Linked DNA regions of Homo sapiens: regions 2, 3 and 4 are each linked to region 1. A link is a contact called in ENCODE Hi-C or POLR2A ChIA-PET data. All regions are on one chromosome and are shown on one strand. The core of a region is the stretch at or near the end of the contact, and the rest is flanking DNA. Distances in the headings are between cores, read along the strand shown. Region 1 overlaps INTS7 (integrator complex subunit 7). Region 2 holds the start of TATDN3 (TatD DNase domain containing 3). Region 3 holds the start of TRAF5 (TNF receptor associated factor 5). Region 4 holds the start of LINC00467 (long intergenic non-protein coding RNA 467).

The links. Hi-C counts contacts between places; a loop is a spot of excess contacts on that map. ChIA-PET counts read pairs that join two places held with the same protein, here RNA polymerase II (POLR2A). Pooled maps may share reads with other maps.
Region 2: a pooled map shows a loop between it and region 1 (4-fold over the local background). The contact joins the promoter of TATDN3 here to the enhancer-like site in region 1. A Hi-C loop is called at or near these places in 1 of 37 single-sample maps with no recorded cell type and 3 of 50 pooled maps. POLR2A ChIA-PET finds 5 or more read pairs at or near these places in 1 of 52 experiments (activated T-cell).
Region 3: a pooled map shows a loop between it and region 1 (5-fold over the local background). The contact joins the promoter of TRAF5 here to the enhancer-like site in region 1. A Hi-C loop is called at or near these places in 3 of 37 single-sample maps with no recorded cell type and 6 of 50 pooled maps.
Region 4: a loop to region 1 is called in a pooled map, with 4 times the contacts of the local background. The contact joins the promoter of LINC00467 here to the enhancer-like site in region 1. A Hi-C loop is called at or near these places in 7 of 50 pooled maps. POLR2A ChIA-PET finds 5 or more read pairs at or near these places in 2 of 52 experiments (MCF 10A and activated CD4-positive, alpha-beta T cell).

The regions. Positions count from the first base shown.
Region 1 is chr1:211,937,183-211,940,866 of GRCh38, forward strand. INTS7 (integrator complex subunit 7) reads right to left here. Exons shown (of 20, transcript NM_015434.4): 20 at 3,221-3,684. Among named protein-coding and RNA genes, the nearest start is that of INTS7, 97 kb to the right of the region's middle. RefSeq lists an enhancer at 1,723-1,802. Within about 2 kb of position 1,714, at least 5 of the 41 ENCODE cell types and tissues checked have a DNase peak (open chromatin) inside an H3K27ac peak, as active enhancers do.
Region 2 is chr1:212,790,251-212,793,934 of GRCh38, forward strand. It overlaps TATDN3 (TatD DNase domain containing 3), which reads left to right and starts at 1,644. Exons shown (of 10, transcript NM_001042552.3): 1 at 1,644-1,737. The coding sequence starts at 1,672. NSL1 (NSL1 component of MIS12 kinetochore complex) reads right to left here and starts at 1,527. Exons shown (of 6, transcript NM_015471.4): 1 at 1,280-1,527. The coding sequence starts at 1,513. RefSeq lists enhancers at 200-978, 1,453-1,732.
Region 3 is chr1:211,325,190-211,328,873 of GRCh38, forward strand. TRAF5 (TNF receptor associated factor 5) reads left to right here and starts at 1,644. Exons shown (of 11, transcript NM_001033910.3): 1 at 1,644-1,700. RefSeq lists enhancers at 348-849, 1,119-1,508 and a silencer at 1,569-1,938.
Region 4 is chr1:211,380,693-211,384,376 of GRCh38, forward strand. It overlaps LINC00467 (long intergenic non-protein coding RNA 467), which reads left to right and starts at 2,063. Exons shown (of 6, transcript NR_026761.2): 1 at 2,063-2,233. It overlaps LOC124904504 (a long non-coding RNA gene), which reads right to left and starts at 2,052. Exons shown (of 2, transcript XR_007066868.1): 1 at 1,901-2,052; 2 at 1-1,706. It overlaps LOC107985259 (a long non-coding RNA gene), which reads right to left and starts at 3,592. Exons shown (of 2, transcript XR_001738447.1): 1 at 2,579-3,592; 2 at 2,134-2,262. RefSeq lists an enhancer at 2,176-2,245.

The DNA.
Region 1 (3,684 bases), core at 464-2,963:
CTTATCTAGAAATCCACTTAAGGGTCATCTAGGTCTTAAGGTAACAGTTCTCATTTTTTCATTTTTCATTCCCTGCACTTTCCAACTCCATAGGCAGTAGCCACATGAAGCCATTTAACTGAAGGAGGCCGGGCATGGTGGCTCATGCCTGTAATCCTAGCACTTTGGGAGGCCGATGGGGGTGGATCACTGGAGGTCAGGAGTTCAAGACCAGCCTGACCAACATGATGAAACTCCACCTTTACTAAAAATACAAAATTAGCCGGGTGTGGTGGCACATGCCTGTAATCCCAGATACTTGGGAGGCTGAGGCAGGAGAATCACTTGAACCTGGGAGGCGGAGGTTGCAGTGAGCTGAGATCGCACCATTGCACTCCACCCCAGGCAACAAGAGCAAAACTCCATCTCTAAATAAATAAATAAATAAATAAATAAATAAATAAATAAAATAATTAAATTTAACTGAATTAAAAGTAAATTAATTCAGTTCCTCAATCACACTAGCCATATTTTAAGTACTCAATAGCTACATGTGGCCAGTGGCTGTAGCGGTTAGTGCAAATTTAGAACGCCTCCATCATTACAGAAAGTTCTGTTGGTCAGTGGTGCCTATACTCTACATACCAAGTGCCAGGTCATCTTATTCTCAATATTCTGTTGGCAGGTATTGGCACAGAAAGATCAAGTGACTTATCTAAGGATTAATGATGAGTCTTATAAATAGAATTTAAACTGACTTCTCTGGGACCCTAGTCTGAGGATCTTGTCTAATTGGTTTGTTCTTCTCTGAACAGTATCTTAACATGAGAAATGGCATATTCCCCAGTTGCAAATTGCCTGCTATCTTGGTTGGTTTGCGCTAGAAAGGTTATGTCTGAAGGTCTTAGTTTAAGCTGGAATACATTAATTTCTGAATAGTCAACATTCTATTGCTATCATCACTGAAGGCAATCAGCAGAATGTATTTACATATATTTCCTTGTATGTCTGCCTTTACATATTTTAATTAAATGATTTATAGCATAGTAGACAGAAATTCTATTTTGTTTAGATCATTATTACTCAATGTACCCAAATTGCATTAGGAAAGATAGCTTAAATGTGTTTAATAGCAGAGACAAGGTAATAAAATGCTCAGTGAGAACTGATCTAACACTTTGGAAAAAAAAATACTAAGGAGGATAATGACAGTAGTAGTAATAATAAAAGCAAATGCTTATATATCTGTTTTACTATATGCCAAGCATGTTCTAAGTAAATTCTATACTAACTCACTTAATTCTCATACCTACCCCATGAAACACTAATATGTTTCTCTATTAGGAATAAGGAAATTGAGGCATAGAGAGACTAAGTAGCTTGTCCAAGGTCATAAAGTTAAGATTGGAACCTCGGCAGTATGGCCCCAAAGGCTGGTGCTCTCAGTCACTGGACTACACAGCAGTCCCCCTTATCAGTAGGAGATACGTTCCAAGATCCCCAGTGGATGCCTATGACTGAGGATAGTACCAAACCCTATATACACTACATTTTTTCCTATACATACACACCTATGCCAAAGTTTAATTTATAAAATAGGCACAGTAAAGAGATTAAGTGATTATAAAATAGAACAATTGTAACAATATACTGTAATAAAAATTATGTGAATGTGGTCTATCTTCACCTCTGGGAACTGAAACTGAAAAGCAAAGTGAAAGTGAAAAGCAAAAACTGCAGATAAGGAAACACTACTGCACTGCAAAGTGACGAAGCACTGAGAAAAACTAGTCCTGTCTTCCTAGCTTTAACCAGCAAGTGCCCTTCATATTTCTAAATTTAGGGAACATGCCCACTTCACAATTAGTATGCATCTTTCTTTTCTGCATCTCATTTTTCTTTTCATTCATTAGTGTAGTGTTGAAGTTATAAACAGCTTCCCCCACCACAAATAACCATTTAACAGTTGATGCCAAAAATTCAGTAGATATTTTACTAAACAAAATCAGAGTTCCAATCCTGGATCTAATGGACATACTAAAATAAGTCTTTCTTGCTTCAGAGTTATGTTCAGTTCAGTTATACTCTGAACTTCTTGGACTTGCTTTTATTTTAATAATTCCTGGCCAGGCACGGTGGCTCACACCTGTAATCCTAGCACTTTGGGAGGCCAAGACGGGCGATCACCAGAGTTTGGGACCATCCTGGCCAACATGGTGAAACCCATCTCTACTAAAAAATATAAAAACTAACCAGGCGTGGTGGCACATGCCTGTAATCCCAGCTACTCGGGAGACTGAGGCAGGAGAATCACCGGAGCCTGGGAGGTAGAGGTTGCAGTGAGCTGAGATTGCACCACTGCACTCCAGCCTGGGCAACAGAGCGAGACTCTGTCTCAAAAAAAAAAAAAAAAAATTCCTTTCTGAGTTTGTGCCAGGAGCCCATAATACACCAAGTTAAAAAGTTCATAAACATAGCTATCAAAACCTATCTTTTAAGAACATAACATTTGGGAAGTTCTCAAAGGGAATTGATGGCTTACAAGATTTGCTTCTTTTTTGGAGAAATCTACCTTGAATGGCACCAGAAGCTTGAAATCCACATTGTAAACTTTAACCCTGAAAATAGCCACTTAATTACAAATAAAAAAGATCTCCAATTTAAGAAATGTTTTTGTTTGTTTTTAGTCTTTCAGTCACTTGATAATACAACTCTAGGCTGGAATCCAGAAAACCAGTCTAATTCAGTCACTTGACAGACAAAAAAAAAAACCCCTAAGATGTAGAGGTAAAGTGACTTGCTTGGTCACACAGCTAATTCACCAGAACCAAGAGTGAAACCCAGGCTTTCTGATTCAGCTGTTTCCACACCTGGTAAAAGAACAAGGGGTTCTGCACTGCTCTGGCAATTTTTCCTAAGCACGTGTTCCCAGGTGCTGAGATGACTGTGTAGGTTGTGTGAACCTCATACAACTGGGCTGCATCTGAAGAGATGTCATTCAACCGTGGACACTGTAGATCTGTACACATTTTATGAGAATGTTCTGGCTGTTAGCAGTACAATGGGTTGTGCTCATGAAGGCAAGCAATCTTGGAGAGACCCAAGTTGCAAATCACTTCTCAGTCCCAGAGGCCGCATGACAAGAAAGAAAAAAAAAACAACAACCCCTTTTTATTTTTTATCTTAAGCTCCATTCTCCTTTGAATTAATGTTGACTTTGAAGAGAAAAAGGCAAAACACAAGCAAAGAAACAGATATTTATTTAAAAAGGAAATTCCAGGGAAAGTACCCTGCTTTACCTTAGGAGCTGCATCCGGCCAAATTACTTATAGCATCGGCATCTGCAACCATATGATCCCTGATGTTTAGAAATCGTGATCCTGAAGCCCTAAATGATCCCCAATCAAAAAGCAGTTAAGTTATATCTACCATACTGTGCTAAGAAAGTCTATTTTATCATGGTTTTCAACCAGAATTAAAATAGGAAAAAAGGGGGTTTTCTGGCTAACCAGAAAACTCTGTTCCCTGAGCATCCCAACAAACTGAGCCTGTGTAATAAAGAGACTGCTCTCTCTAAACAATCAGTCTAGCATAACTCATCAAGTATAAACCAAACCAATCACCAACCAAAGGAAAAGATCCACCCCTTCTAACTTAAAACATTGAAGATATTAAATGAGTGTTCTTCACTTTTGGAAACAATGT
Region 2 (3,684 bases), core at 394-2,893, 850 kb after region 1:
TCTCCTGACCTCGTGATCCGCCCGCCTCGGCCTCCCAAAGTGCTGGGATTACAGGCGTGAGCCACCGCGCCCGACCCCTTTTGCCTGTTTTAGAGTGAAAACATTTTCTTTACAAGACTAAAATAGGTTAAAAAAAATTGTGTTGGTTGAAAACTTTACTAAGATCATACATTTGCCTCTATACCACATTTCCCAAGCCTTTCTTAAATATTTTTGCAAAGCCCTGAAGGTGGTAGTTTTTTGGGAACACAAGAAATAAAGGGATTGTGTGCTTCCTTATAACAGGCACCAATCTACTTATATTAGCGGAAAAAATTTAAAAGCTCATAATACCGCACATTTGTGAGTTATGAATGACCACAGTGCAAACAGTAAAAATAAAGGTTAATAGGCCGGGCGAGGTGGCTCACGCCTGTAATACCAGCACTTTGGGAGCCCAAGGCGGGCGGATCACGAGGTCAGGAGATCGAGACCATGCTGGCTAACACGGTGAAACCCTGTCTCTACTAAAAACACAAAAAAATTAGCCGGGCGTGGTGGCAGGCGCCTGGAGTCCCAGCTACTCAGGAGGCTGAGGCAGGAGAATGGCGTGAACCCAGGAGGCGGAGCTTGCAGTGAGCCGAGATCGCGCCACTGCACTCCAGCCTGGGCGACAGAGCGAGACTCTGTCTCAAAAAAAAAAAATAAAATAAAATAAATAAATAAATAAAACATGCAAAAGGAAAGATCAAATGCTGCTTGGGTGAATGGCTGACTTCCAGAATTACCCTTTCCAGGAGAATTCCTCATTGTCTGCGGCTGCATTGTCCAACAGGTGAGCCACTAGCCACTTTGTAGTTACTGAGCGCTTAAATGTAACTAGTTCGAAGATGTGCCGTAAATGCAGCACACCAGATTTGAAAAGCTTAGTACGAACAAAAGAATGTAAAATATCTCATTCATTTGATATTATTACATGTTAAAATACCTTGGATTTATTGGGTTAAACAAAATGTCTTATTTCCATTAACTTCACCTATTTCTTACTTTTAGTTTAAAACTACATAAAGATTAGCTTGCCTTGTATTTTCACTGGACAGCGCTGGTCTAAGTAATTAATAAGACCCAGCTGACATTAGCATCTATTTCTTTCTCCTCTAGCGTTTCTCGAACTGGTTCTACAGTAGCCTGGGGCACCGTTAATTCTGCCAAGGCCTGGCGTGGGATCTTTCTGAATCCTAAGATCCTGGGTGTTGGGTAAGAGGATGATGAGTAAAGAACTGGCTAACTGGTCCCGTACCCACTGCGCATCTCGCAGAGCGGGCTCCCGAATCTCCTCCGGCAGAGCGTCCCCGAGCTTTTGCACGAAGCGGCCGCACAGTTGTAGCATTTCGGTCACAGCCCGCTTCGAGGTGCAGCGCACCCGAAAGTCTTCTCGGGGAGTGGCGGAGACCAAGGCCTGGCTCTCTGTGCCAGCCGCGAGCTCCTTGTCCCATGGAGGGTCAAGGACCACCAACTCAGGAGACCCCGCCATTTTTCGTCGGAACTGTGGGCGGGGCACTCTGGGAGCGGAAAAGCGGGTTCACACTGGTGTAACCAGCATGCATCCGGCTGGAAACTCAGGACGCTGCAGCTGAAACGTTCCGGCTCCGGCTCTGCTGGCCGGTCTAAAGCGGCAGCCGCCGGGGCGCAATGCGAGCGGCTGGCGTAGGCTTGGTGGACTGTCACTGCCACCTCTCCGCCCCGGACTTTGACCGCGTATGTGAGGGCGATACGGGACCAGAGGGAGCAGGGAGGCCCCCGTCCTTTCCCCTCGTGTTATCTTTGCTCTCCTCCCTTGGGACGAAACCCCATATCCCCCGCCCAGACCCTTGTTTATGGCCATATGACCTTGCCCCTCATTTCCCTATTCCCTATTTAACCTCAGACATACCGATTTTTTTTTCCTGATTCAGTAGCGGTAAGCTATCTCCACAAGGCTTTTGTTTGCTCTTCTGAGTTCCTGGAATCGTTCCCTCACTCCCCTTGGCTGGCCTGTTTTTCCCCTCGGGGCTCTCACCTCCTGGCTGAGATGCCACTCTTTGTGGGAAGCGGTCCTCGAAACGCGTTCAAATCGGGGAGAGGTCGGGCGCGGGCTCACGCCCGTAATCCCAGCACTTTGGGAGGCCGAGGCGGGCGCTGCGCATCTCCTGTGTCCAGGAGATCGTGACCAGCCTGGGCAACATGGTGAAACCTCGTCCCTACAAAAAAAAAAAAAAAGCCGGTGATTGTGGCGTTTGCCTGTGGTCCCAGCTACTCGGGAGGCTGAGGTGGGAGAATCGCTGGAGCCCAGGAGGTGGAGGTTGCAGTGAGCTGACATCAAGCCACTGCACTCCAGCCTGGGTAACAGTGAGACCCTGTCTCAAAAAAAAAAAAAAAAAAAAATTCACAAATGGGGGAGAGAGGCAAACAAACAAACAAAAATACATGGCCGAGTGTGGTTGCTCACACTTGTAATCCTAGCACTATGAGAGGCCGAAGTGGGTGGATCGCTTGAGCCCAGGAGTTTGAGACCAGCCTGGGCAATGTGGTGAGACCCCGTCTCAATTAAAATAATAATACACACGTAAAATCAGTTACAAACTGTTTTACCCATTACGTGGGAAACTAGAGACTAATAATAGAGGATTAAGGGGGGTTTTATTTCAGGGGGAAATCCTCCCAGGAGCTGACACTTAAGGCTGAAAAGACAAGGAGCCACCCAAGCAAGGGGGTGAGTGTATGCTGGTTAGGGAAACAGATAGGTTGCAGGCCCCCAGACAAGCTAGAATTTGGCACATTTCAGTTGCCAAAAAGCTAAGTGGAGCCTGATGAGCTAGAAAGAGAAAGGCATGAAACAAAACTGGGGAGGTTTGCAGGGGATAGATGAGGTGGGTCAGTAAGGAATTTGGATTGCATTTGAAGCACAATGCAGATTCATTAAAGGGCTTTTTTAAAATTTATTTTCATTTTTTTATTTTTTTAGATTGAGTCTGGCTGTGTCCCTCAGGCTGAAATGCAATAGCATGATCTCAGGTCATTGCAACCTCCACCTCCTGGGCTCAAAAAATTCTCCTGTCTCAGCCTCCCAAGTAGCTGGGATCACAGGTGTGTCCCACCACGCCTGGCTAATTTTTTGTATTTTTAATAGAGACAGAGTTTTGCCATGTTGTCCAGGCTGGTCTTGAACTTCTGGCCTCAAGTGATCAACCCTCCTTGGCCTCCCAAAGTCCTGGGATTACACAAAAATGGATAGGCATGATGCTATCCATTTTAACACCATTTTGCTGCTGTATGGCAAATGGGTGGAGGAGAAGAGTGGAAGCTACAAGACTAGTTAGGAGGCTTTTGCAGTATATAGGCAAGAGATGTTGGCTGTTGGTACTATGATGATAGCAGGTGAGTTTGAGATGAATACATGGATTCAAGATACATTTTAGAGAGAGAATCCACAGTAAGTACTGAAGAATTGGATGTGGATAGCAAGGGAAAGGGAGGAGTCAAGGATGACTCAGATTATTAGCTTGTGCTATAGGGAAGATGGTGGTGCTGGTTTACTGAGATAAGGGAAGACCAAGGTCTGAGGTGGAGGTGGGGAGGTCAGCAGAAGGAATAGGTTTGTGGGGAGAAAATAAAGATTTATGTTTGGGGCATATTGGGAAACCTAATCCCATCCAAATGAAGATG
Region 3 (3,684 bases), core at 394-2,893, 610 kb before region 1:
AGCGGCAGAATTACTTGAGCCCAGGAGATCCAGCCTGCAGTGAGCTGTGATCATGCCCCTGCACTCCAGCCTGGGTGACAGAGTGAGAACCTCTCTCAAAAAATACACACCCACAAAAAGAGAGGGAAAGTATAGTGTATGGCAGAACAGGAAGGAGAACTTGGGTTCACTAAGCACCTACTCTGTGTTAGGCGTACAGGAGTGCCATCTCATTTAATTCTCATGAGAAGATTATGAGACAGATCTACAGTCCCAAAGCAACACCCACCAGTGCCTCTCCCCCACGGAGCGGTTCATCTAACTCACCAACCAAAAAAGGTTTGGATCTGGATTTCTGGCTCTTTGGAGAAATAAGAGATCAGGTAACAATAGGCTGGCACTGGGTGGTGGCTGCTCCACTAGATCCTCCACCTGCTCTTTAGTGCACCAGCGCCTCCCTCCTTTCTCCATGACCACAACCTCTGCCTCCCTCCTGTATGTTTCCTGCCGAGCTCCTGTGCACATCTGAGTTTTTGACTCCCAAGGTGTGTATTATTCTCCCCTTTTATTGACGAGGACGGTAACTGAAACTCAGAGCAGTTAAGTACTTTTCCCACGGTGGCCTAACTGAAAGTAAAGGATCTAGATAGAATTGGAATTTTGGTCCATTTCATTTATATAGAATGTATTGCCCTTGGAGAGAATATATTGTAAGAAAGAGCCCGTATCTAAGAGTGCGCAGGCCAAGCGCGGTGGCTCACGCCTGTTGGGAGGGCAAGGCAGGCGGATCACAAGGTCAAGAGATGAGACCAGCCTGACCAACATGGTGAAACCCCGTCTCTACTAAAAGTACAAAAATTAGCCCGGCGTGGTGGCACATGCTTGTAATCCCAGCTACTCGGGAGGCTGAGGCAGGAGAATTGCTTGAACCTGGGAGGCCAGGGTTGCAGTGAGCCGAGATCGCGTCACCGCACTCCAGCCTGGCGTGAGAGCGAGACTCCGTCTCAAAAAATAAAATAAAATAAAAAATACGTATAGAGAGAGAGAGAGGGAGAGAGACAGGCAGACAGCAGACCTGGATTCAAGTTCCAGCTGCAGAGCTTGCTGAGCGTGTCTAACCTTGGGTACGTCACTCCACGTTGCTGCTCTGGCCCTCAGACAGCTCATCTGTAAAATGGGGATGACCAGGCCTACTTCACCAGCTTGTTTTGAGGACCACAGGAGATGTTTGGGAAGCCAACCGGGGAGCTCTACAACTCTCAGAGATTGCTGGTGTTAGGCCAACAGCAAGAGGAGGGCTGGCAAATTTGTGCTACCCTGAAGGAAAGTCCAGGAAGGACTGATTTGAGCCAGATCTCAAGCAAGGCCTTGAGCAAATGGGTCAACACAGGAGAGGACGGGCTGAGCCTTGTTGTGCCTGACGGAAGAGCAAGACGGCCACAATTCAGACGCACGTGAGGGAAATCAGATGACTGGACTTGTAGATACTAACGGTTCTGAAGCGGGTAGGTTAGCTTTCCAACCGCCTGGATGACGGTCTCAGCCTCCTCCCGACCCCTTCCTGCGCGTCCGCTCTTCCCCTGCGCCCGCCCGCGCCCCTCCGCCCGCGCCCCGGCCCCGCCCCAGGCCTCGCCTCCGCTTCGCCGCCGCCGCCGGCCGCAGCCAGGAGCAGCAGCCGCGCCTGCAGACCGGCCTCGCGGAGCCCGCGCGCCGAGCCCCACGTGAGTCCGGCGGGTCGCCGCCCTGGGCACCCTCGCGACGGAAGGGCCGGGGTGGGGACACCGACGAGCGCTTTTCATCTCGTCCCAGTTACTTTGAAACCGAAAGCGCCTGCTGGCGTCCGGCCGGTCCCCGACCGGCGGGGAGGGCGCGAGGCGGCGGCTGGGCCGGGGGAGGCGGAGGGGCCCGGGCTTGCGGGAGACCGGCGGGGCAGGTGACCGCCGACGGCCCGGGGACAGCGGGAGCGGTGCGGAGCGGGTTTCTTAGCCGGGGAGAGGTGTGGCGAGGGCGGAGACTGGGGGTCCAAAGCTGGGGAGCTGGTCCAGAGGGCGGCTGTGGACCGGAGGGGCCAGGTTCCGTCGGGGTGCACTGGCGGGGAGGACTTTCAGGCACGTCCCGCACATCCGCACTGCAAACCAGGCCCTGGCCCCCTTCCGCACCCGAAGGCACCCTCTCCACCTTTGCAGGGCTTTCCAATCAAAGCAACTCCAGAATGAAACTTCAGGATTGCAAGGAATGGAAGCCTCTACCAGCTGTTCGTTTGCGCGTCTTCCTTTAGAAAGCAGCTACCCCCCTCCCCCAGAAGGCGAGCTCTAAGGAACCTTGACGCAAACCAAAGCTCCGAGAGGTGGAAGGAGTTGCCCAGAGGCACCCAGAGAATTCGCAGATTCTGAGTTCTCCGTACCAGATGGTCTCCACTTTGTTCCTGTTCTGCAGGGTCTTGGTGGTTCTGAGAATTTTCGGGGCCACGCTCTTGCTGCGGGTCCCACTGGGCCACTCTGGCTGGCCGACTTTCTCTGCTCATTCGGCCTCCTTCTGCTAAGTTTCCATATTTGGGTATTTCAGATTTACTTTCATGAGAACTCAGTTATCTCGCTGTGGCAGGCAGAGCTGCCTCAGGCGAGCATTGAGGTTGGTGAAACCAGGCGAGGCTCCCTGCCAGGGCTGCCCCTGCAGCCCCCACCCTCCATAGCCTTGGGCTCTGACCCACCTCCTGTGAGGATAGGCATCTGGTAACCAGTTTAATTCTGTAAATATTTATTGGGCAGGTGCTGTGTGAGAACTGGGCTGGGGCCAGTGGAATATGGTTATTTCCTCCAGAGATACTTGCATTTTAAAAGGGCTCTGGAAGACCTGAGATGCAAAGAAATTAGTTGAACCATTTCTGGAAATAGAACAGTTTTGGGTGTGTGCGAGATAATTTTAGGCAGCAAAAGGCTGGGCTAGGAACTCTCAAATCCCAGTGCAGCTGCTCTGCCTTATGTACTCACAAAGCTGAAAACAGGGGTGTTAATGTAATTGATGGTTTGGGTGGAAACACTTCCATCCCTAACTCTAATTTGAACTAGAAAGACAGAAATTGCTGCAGGAACGATGGATGTAAGATGGAAGTGGAAAACGCCTAGCTTCTGTAAAGGTTTTTGATTTTGTTACAGTTACTGTTTTTGTTGTAACTCTATGGAATGGATCACCTCTCAGATCCCTGGCTCCTGGACAGAGGCAGGAGAAAGTGTCTGAGCCAGCATCTGGAACATGGGAAGTGATGGAGAAGGCGACTTCTCCCACGGCCTCTGGGCTGAGAGGCCTGTTGTGACGGGCAGGGTAGGATGGTGGTATTTCCCTCTGTCAGCAGCAAGCCCGCTGGACTTGGGTAGTAGGGCGATGGAAAGAGTGTGGAAAAGAGCTGCCGTCCACTGAACGTCCTGACGATAGGGACTGGGATGTTTCAGTGGGGATGATTTGCACAGTCGGGGAGCTAGATGCCTCAGAGTCAGTCTTGTTAGGCTTGCAGTGGGAAAGGCACCTCAGTACTTAGACAAACCTCCTCTGATTAGCTCAGCTTTACTGGGGAGGACCTTGAAGGAAAAATAATTATTTGTTTGTAAAGCTCGTTCCTTTGCAAAGCATTTTCTCTTTGTTCTTGTCGTTTTGTTCTCATTTCGTCCTCCATGACGCCCTCATGAGTTAGAGCAGGCTTATTCTCTA
Region 4 (3,684 bases), core at 813-3,312, 560 kb before region 1:
TTTCATGGGAATGACAGATACCAAATTCAATGAAGTAGTTAATTTCAGAGAGGAAGAGAGGGAGAATGAGATTGCAGGCAGTTTCACAAGGAGCTCTAACTGAATGTTAAAATCTGAAGCAAATAAGAGAAAATGTTAAAATGGGATAAAGCTAGATGGTTGGTATACAAGTGTTCATTATATTATTTTCTGTAACTGTACATTCTGGTAATATTTCATATTAAACATTTTAAAGGAAAGTTAAGCTTCCAAGATTCTATAAAAAGAACAAAATAAACCCAAAGAGATAAGAAGAAATTAATGAAGGCATACATTAATGAAAGAGAAATTACTTTTAAGACAGATTTTATCTATAAAACCAAAAGCTGGTTTGATAAATATGATCAAGAAAAAGACTCCAATACAATATATAAGAATATATATATAAGAATATATAAGAATGGTTGAGAACAATATGAGATTTTTTTAAATGTTAGAAAATATAGCTGAAATACTTTTTTTTTAAAGATGGAGTCTCGCTCTGTCCCCCAGGCTGGAGTGCAGTAGCAAAATCTCAGCTCACTGCAAGCTCCGCCTCCCGGGTTCAAGCCATTCTCCTGCTTCAGCCTCCTGAGTAGCTGGGACTACAGGCGCCCGCCACCATGCCCGGCTAATTTTTCATTGTCGTATTTTTAGTAGAGACGGAGTTTCACCGTGTTAGCCAGGATGGTCTCGATCTCCTGACCTCGTGATCCGCCCTCCTCGGCCTCCCAATGTGCTGGGATCACAGGCGTGAGTCACCGCACCCGGCCAATACTTTTCTAGAAAAAACTAATTTTCTCAAGAAGCAAAAGAAAAAATTCTAGGTATCAATAACGATGGACGCTATATAAAAAACAAAACTATCCATTAAGATGGCACCACACCCAGAAGGCTTTAAAGATGAGTTCTTCAAAACCTAAGAAATGTATCATTCACACATGCTATGTCTATTCCAGGTCATACAAAAATAAGTTAACCTGTCTGACTCCTAGCACAACCTGATACCAAAACTAGACAAGGACAGCAAAAGAAAACCATAAGCCAATCTAACTTAGGTGCATACATGAAAATCCAAAATTAACTACACAGCAAATTGCATCCAGCAATATATTGAAAAAATAAGATACCAGGATTCTAAGTTTGGCTCACCATTAGAAAATCTATTATTGTAGTTATTTTATTGTAGAGTAATGGAAAAAAGGCCATACAATCATCTCAAAGACTGATACTGAAAATACTTGGTAAAACTTAGTCATTTGCTGATTAAAAAAAAAACCGATATGGTAAACTACGAAAAGAACATAATTTGCCTATACACCCACACACACACACACCATAAACCTGCAGAAGATATCTTGAATGAAACCTAAGATGCAATCCAAAATAACTCCTGGTAAGAAATAAGTACCTCCGGCTACTATTCAGTGTTGCACTGGATTCTTGGGAAAAGCCAAAATTGTTCTTTACAGATAAATTCTTACCTACAAATCAAAGAGGACTGCCTGTCAAATTTTTAGAATACGAACGTTTAGTGAAGTGTCCAGATAGATCAACAATCAAAAGCCATTCTTATACAAGGATACTAATGGATTAATAGTCTATTAGTAAAAACAAACTACAATAACAAAAATAGCTATGAAAAAATGTTAAATGCGCACAACACCAAGCGAACTGCAACGCTTTACCTGAAAAACAAAGGGAGAACTGAATTAATTTAAAAAAATAGCCACATTGCTGGACGGGAATTCTCAATATTGTACTAGTATCCAATCTCGGCAAATCTACAAAAATATGGAATCCCAAACAAATCCCTGGAAATCTTTGCCATTTGGGCGCCAATCTACTAAAGAAATCGGCCCCAGGGTGTGAGGTTTCTCACATGTGCGTGAAAACGCTTCGAGAGGGGTGCAGCCGCGGACACAAAAACCGTGGCTTGAGTCCCCGCGCCCCTCCCCTCCCCTCCCCTCCCTCCCTCCAGTCCAGCAGCTCTTGCCTAAGGCTCCCGCGACCGGAAGAGTCGCTTCCGCTCCCGCCCCGCTCTGTGGCGTAGGCCGGACATTTCTAGTCGACTGTTGCGCGTGCGCGCGCTGTGACGTTCCCTACGCGGTCGGGCGTTGGGTTTCGCGGCGCTCGCCGCACTGGTTGTTCAGCACCTTCGGTCCGGTTGAGGTTGTCAAGTCGGACCAAACAGGTTGTTTCTCTGCAGTTTCCAGTAAGTGACCGTTCCAGCCGGGGCTGTGGCTAGAGTGTGAAGGCAAACCGGTAGAAGCCGCGCCGCCATTTTCTTCCCACCTCACTCTTTCCTCAATCTCCCTTCGGTCACTCCGAGGGGACTGTTGGTAGCCCCCCTCTGCCCGGTCCCCCGCTAATGAGGCCGCTCCCAAGCTCTGAGTTTCCCCAAAAGATGTGTCCTTTGTCATGAAAGCTCTCGTAGTATTTAAGTGCTAATACTCGACGGCCGCCGACTTCTCAGATGCACCCTGGAGGGTGTGCTCTTGGCCTGACACTTATTAGCCCTTCCGCTTCCTACAGTTGTGATGGGCCCTCAGATACTCACCAGGAAAATGTGATGCCCGCACCACCACTTCTTACTCCAACTTTCTTTGTAATTATGTCCTCTGTTTCAGAATCCTACTGCCGCGGAACAAAAATGTACCAAGGACCATTCCACTTAACGTCCCTCCCTTCCTTCTCAAACCCTTAAGAGTGCCTTAAGAGTAAGGTACTGACCTAAGTGCTTTACATGCATTTTATTTAATCTTCCCACGCAGTCCTTAAGTAGGCAGACATGAGAAAATTGAGGCACAGAAAAGTTTAATAATTTGCTCAAGGCAACATAGGTTGGATGTGGTAGGGCTGAAATTTGGATTTATTGTGTAGCTTACTCAATCTGGTGTTGTTATCATTCATTCCTTTCTCTTTCCCAAATACTGAGTATTCCTTTTTTTCTTAGTTGCTTCTACAGAGGAATTTTTTTCCTTAATGCTGTTTAGAGGGTTCTTCTTGAGAAATTTGGGTTCTGTCTGAAAACCCTTTTCTCAGAGCTCTCCTTACACAGACGCTTAAGTGTTGTTTTTCCAAATCTAAGCTCTAAACTTAATAATATTTTGCATATCCAAAATGTGCTCATGCTTCCTTAAAAAAGTACCCCTAAACCAGTACCCACCAACCAGCCCCCTTCCTCTACCTCAATATGACAATGGTTATCACTATTCTCAGCAAACATTTGGGCAGCTAGCTTATGTAAGACAATAAAGGTAATTGGGGTTTTGAAGAACTCTGAGGTTTAGTTCCGACCTGAAGGAGAAACATGAAAAGGCCTTCATAAAAAGGCCACATAAAATAGCAGATAAATCCCATCTCAGTTGCACAGAATACAAATTGTATAAGAGCAACTTTGGACAAATCAGGTAAAAGTGCTAGATGTGTTTACTCATCTGTAAAATGTTAAGGTTAGGCTAGGTCACTAAAATATTATAAATCTAATTTCAGAGAGAGGAGTGATAACTCTGTACTCACTATTGAGGGAGGTGGAGGCTGTAGTTTGTTTTTAGTGTTTTTTTTTGTTTTTTTGTTTGTTTGTTTTTGAGACAGGGTCTCACTCTGTCGCCCAGGCTGGAGTGCAGTGGCGTGATCAGAGCTCACTGCAGCCTCCACCTCAGC